Regions from separate parts of the Homo sapiens genome. Here region 1 is linked to region 2. A link is an interaction called in ENCODE POLR2A ChIA-PET data of the cell type or tissue named here. Cell type or tissue: K562. All regions are shown on one strand.

What was found. Peaks named below come from ENCODE experiments on the same cell type or tissue, not always from the same donor. Only the 100,000 strongest peaks of a DNase experiment are listed, where the experiment ranks them.
Region 1: POLR2A ChIA-PET joins it to region 2 with 5 read pairs; 6 of 35 experiments call an interaction of 5 or more read pairs at or near these places.

The regions. Positions count from the first base shown.
Region 1 is chr19:14,659,963-14,662,462 of GRCh38, reverse strand. ADGRE3 (adhesion G protein-coupled receptor E3) reads left to right here. Exons shown (of 16, transcript NM_032571.5): 4 at 345-500. Among named protein-coding and RNA genes, the nearest start is that of ADGRE3, 14 kb to the left of the region's middle. In K562, no CTCF peak of the experiment used is centred here; no DNase peak of the experiment used is centred here; H3K27me3 peaks cover 749 bases.
Region 2 is chr19:14,563,558-14,566,057 of GRCh38, reverse strand. It overlaps TECR (trans-2,3-enoyl-CoA reductase), which reads right to left. Exons shown (of 13, transcript NM_138501.6): 4 at 2,356-2,400; 5 at 2,155-2,258; 6 at 1,961-2,076; 7 at 1,771-1,876; 8 at 1,200-1,272; 9 at 1,066-1,109; 10 at 935-992; 11 at 768-856; 12 at 395-440; 13 at 78-314. The coding sequence ends at 187. Among named protein-coding and RNA genes, the nearest start is that of NDUFB7, 7.3 kb to the left of the region's middle. RefSeq lists enhancers at 1-791, 2,408-2,500 and a silencer at 1,369-1,518. In K562, no CTCF peak of the experiment used is centred here; DNase peaks (open chromatin) are centred at 1,148 and 1,557.

The DNA of each region.
Region 1 (2,500 bases), 96 kb before region 2:
AGTGAACCCAGATCCTGCCATTGCACTCCAGCATGGATGACAGAGCAAGACTCCGTCTCAAAAAGAAAAGATAGTTTCTTGTTTCATTTCGCGACTGCCCTCTCAGTGTTTCCTGGGATCCCCTCCCAAATAAAGTACTTATATTCTCGTCTCATTGTCTGCTTCCTGGAGAACCCCACCAAAGTCAATGAAGAAAGCGAAAAACCAAGATAACCATTACCTAAACTGATTTGTCTCGGAAAGCCAGGACAGACCATGGGGGAAAGAGCACAACTCCTGACACATAGTAGCTGCTCAATAAATCTTTGCTGAATGAATGACCCAATTGCTTCTTTGTGTTCCAGACATTAATGAATGTACACCACCCTATAGTGTATATTGTGGATTTAACGCTGTGTGTTACAATGTCGAAGGAAGTTTCTACTGTCAATGTGTCCCAGGATATAGACTGCATTCTGGGAATGAACAATTCAGTAATTCCAATGAGAACACCTGTCAGGGTAAGAACATTTTTGTCCTCCTGCCTTCCTTCCTCTGTTGTTGTTTTTTTGTTTGTTTGTTTTGTTTTGTTTTGTTTTGAGACAGAGTCTCGCTCTGTAGCCCAGGCTGGAGTGCAGTGGCTGAAACCTCCGCCTCCCGGGCTCAAGCGATTCTCCTGTCTCAGCCTCCCAAGTAGCTGAGATTACAGACGTGCACCACGACGCCCAGCTAATTTTTCTTGATCCACGCTCCTCATCCTCCCAAAGTGCTGGGACTTTTTACAGGCGGCAGTCCTTCCTCATTTTTTATTGAATCTAACATCAGAAAAGACGTATTTGTTGTGGGACCAGGATGTGGTTTTTATTTTCTGCAGGGAACTACAAGGAAAGAAGGAAGTTCAAGTTGAGGGAAATAAGGGGGTGAGAAAGGGAACTATAGTTTGGAGATGGAGGATGTGACAAGGTGGTGATTGAGACCACATTCTTTGAATTGCAAGGAAGAGAAACTCACTCAGGCTAACAGGCCAAAAAATGGGTTTATGAAAACGATGCGTAGCCATGCCCTGCAAGGACAGGAATGCAGCTGGGCTTCTGGAATTAACTAAAACTGGGAACTCAACACCCCCAGGGTGCATCTCCTAGTCCCTGTCTCTAATCATCTTTGGATCTGCTCCTTCCTTCTCTTTCACTGCAGGCTGGCTTTCTCTGCTTCCTAGACCACAGGACAGAAAATATGACCACCGGCTGGGAGGGGTGGCTCACGCCTGTAATCCCAATACTTTGGGAGGCCAAGGCGGGTAGATCACTCGAGACCGGGAGTTCAAGACCAGCATGGCCAACATGGCGAAACCCCATTTCTACTAAAAATACAAAAATTAGCTGGGTGTGGTGGCGGGTGCCTGTAATCCCAGCTTCTCAGGAGGGTGAAGCACAAGAATTGCTTGATCCTGGGAAGCAGAGGTGGCAGTGAGACAAGATCCCGCCACTGCACCCCAGCCTGGGTGACAGAGTGAAACTCTGTCTCAAAAAAAAAAAAAAAAAAAAAAGGAAATATGACCACCAACCCGCTCCAGATCTTACCATTTTTTTTGCCCCAACCAACCAAAGAGAGATCAGTTGACTCTCTCTCTGAGACCCCATTGCAAATTCTTTGGGAATGAATACATTGGCCCAGTTTGAGCCCCATGTGCACCCGTGGATCCGTGTCCAGGGAGAGATACTGTGTCATGTAAACATGACCACTCCCATGGAAAACATGGATGGGAAAGTCTATATGAGAAAAGAGATGAGACTTGGTAGACCACCCATGAGGTATTGACTACCGTAGGGATAATAAGAGAGAAACTTTTTTTTTTTTTAAGAGATGGGGTCTCACTCTGTCACCCAGGCTGGAGTACAGTGGCACAATCATTGCACACTGCAGCCTTGAACTTCCAGGCTCAATCCTCCCACCTCAGCCTCCTGAGTGGCTGAGATTATAGGTATGAGCCACCATACCTGGCTAATTTATTCATTTTTTGTAGAGATGGGGTTCTCACTATGTCGCCCAGGCTGATCTCAAACTCCTGGTCTCAAGCGATCCTTCTGCCTTGGCCTCCCAAAGTGCTGGGATTATAGGCATAAGCCACAGCACTCAGCCATAAATCTGTCTTTTACTAAGCAATGCGCACCTCTATTGACAGTGTAGAAGCAGACTGTGATTCTACCTGGGTTCTGATGTTAATCTCTTAAACTTGTCTTATTTTACAAAAAAGGAAAATGCCTTTGGTTGTTTTCCTAATGTTAAGAGGTCTGCACCGTCCTTTTATAAAGACTGAGCCCATTTGGGGTTCGTTATTACCAAGGCTGGCAGCTCTAAGCAACAGACACCCCCACCCAATGATAAAGTGTGCAGCTTTGGTTCAAAAGGGCAGTTTTCTACAATAAATACGGTTTCCTATAACAAACATATTCTAGACTCAGGGTTGTAAGTCAAAGTTCTTGAACTCTTAAGATAAAATGTTCAGTATTAAAACAAAGCT
Region 2 (2,500 bases):
TCCGACGCGAGAGTGGGGAGAGAGTGAAGGGCAGTGTGGTGGTCCCCAACCCCGGAAAGAAACACACAGAGCCCGAGTCCGACTGGGGCAGGCGGGCTTTATTCCGGGTGCTGGAGAGCTGTGGGCCCCACTCCTCCCCCAGAATGCCACCGGGTTGAGGGGCTGAGCCTCAGCAGGGGTGAGCGCTCAGAGCAGGAAGGGGATGATGGGCATGCGCAGGGGCGGGTAGTCCCGGAACTCCTTCAGGTAGCTGCGGTGCTTGCCCTTGGCCCAGATGGTCATCTGGGTGAAGCCCACCAGGGAGAACAGGGCCACTGCAGGAAAGAACGGGCGTCAGGGAGGGGCTGCCGGCCCGGAGGGGCAGGGCCCCGCCGAGGGAGGGCGGCAGGCTCACCTGGGAGACACTGCGTCATGATGGCGAAACCGATCCAGGACCCCACCTGTGGGCAGGGGCGGAGAGTGAGCGTGGGCAGCCTCGCAACCCGTGTATGTGGCTGTCCTGGACTCAGCCAGCCACCTCCCGCCGCCCCTGCTTTCTGAGTCAGGGATGGGAACCCAATTCCAGCGGAGGCGGGGCTGTATACGGCGGAAGCCCAGCGGCACACGCCTCCCCGCCACCACAGCAGAGAGGCCGCGGTCTCCACCTCCCAATGCTCGCAGTGCAGGCGGCAAAAGCAGCTGCCCAGCCAGGCGCCCCATCCTAGGGGCTGGTCCCTCCACATGGGACCCCAAGTCCCAGGGCAGAGAGGGGTAAGGCAGCCCCTCACCTCGTAGGTGTAGTTGGGGCAGGACACCAGCAGGAAGAGCCACGTGAAGGGGTTCTTGGTGGGGTATGGGATCTTCCGCGTCTTGGACCCTGGCAGGCAGGACAGAAGGAGAAAGTCAGACCCCCTCACCCAGCCCAGCTGTCCCCCTGCCCCCAGCAGGCACTCACCAGCGGGCCGCAGGTCCCGCAGGGCCATGTGGATGGAGAAGTTGCCGAGCTGGCAGATCTGTCAGAGAAGCAGGATCAGCCTAGGGCCGCCCAGACTCCCCCGACCCCGTCCCCACACCCAGCCTCCTTACCACAAAGATGGCGAGCGCCAGTTTCACCTGCTGAGCTCCGTAGGCTGAAGAGGAAGCAGGGAGGGGAGCCCATGAGGGGAGGACCCGCTGGGTGGGGACCGTGGGGGAGGGAAGGATGGTCTGAGGCCACTTACTAGGGGGAGTGTAGAGAGGGTGATTGATGTAATAGGCCATCCACGCGGCGAAGCCCCAGTAGTAGGTGCAGTTCTGAAAGGGAGCAGGGCAGGGATGGGACTTGGGCCAGCACCGGACAAGGCAGATGCTGCCCATGTCTCATCCCGAGGGGCCTGGGAGCATGGTGGGAAAGGACAGGAGGGGCCTTGGGGCGGGGCTGGGGAGGATAGGCGGGGCCAAGGGGTGAGGCTAGGGCAGGGCTCTGTGAGGGCGTGGTGGACAGGAGGGGCCTAGGGGTGAAACTGGGGCGGGGCTCTGCAGGGGCGGGGCTGGGGGGATAGGCGGTGCCTAGGGGTGGGACTAGGGTGGATAGGCAGGCCTAGGGGCCCGACGGGGGCGGGGCTGGGGAGGACGGGCGGGGTCTAGAGGCTCTGCGAGGGCGGGGCTGGGGAGGTTAGGCGGGGCCTAGGGGTAGGGCTCTGCTGGGGCGTAGTGGCAGACAGGAAGGGCCTTGGGGTGGGGCTCGGTGGGGGCGGGGCGGGGTGGGGCAGAAAGGCGGGGCTTAGGGGTGAGGCGGGGACGGGCTCTCACCTTGAAGATGTTGCGCAAAGGCATAGTGCCATGGGAGAAGCGGTGCACGAAGAGCGTCTCCAGCAGGCGCTTGATGTAGTGGAATGAGTGACAGATGCAGGCGAGGCTGGTCGGGGGGAGCAGGCTCAGCTGGGGCTGGTCCGGCAGGTCTTCTGCCTTCCCCTACCCTCCTCCCACCTGCCCCACTTACTGCACCACTGTATGCCGACTGGACGTAAAGTCATATTTGTGGCCATAGATGAAGGGCACTCGGAAGTAGAAGAGCAGGTAGATGAAAAGGGGCCCCGCGTACTCTGTTAGGAAGACCTGAGAGTAGAGGGGGGCAAGATGAGTCACCCAACGTGGCTGACGGGAAAAGAGGCCGTGGGTAGGGTCAGGACTCACCGTCACCCAGCTGATCTGGGCCCCCAGGTCCCGGAAGTACAGTGTGGCCGTGGTGCCCACGGGCAGCTTCTGCAGAACATCCTCATCCTTCAGGGACTTGCCCTCTGCAGAGAGGCGGGCCAGGGCTCAGGGGCTACCCGGGCCTTCTCCCACTGCCACCCAGGAGCCCAGGGGGCGGGCCGAGTGGACAGCTGTACTCACTGGGGTCCAGGCGGAGGGACTGGCGGGCGGGGTACCACTGCGGATCTGCGGGGAGAACAGGGCAGTTACAGCCCACAGCCTGGCAGGGCTCAGCCGGTCCGCTGCCCAGCCACTGTGCCAGCTTCTCAGGGTTCCCAGGGTGCAA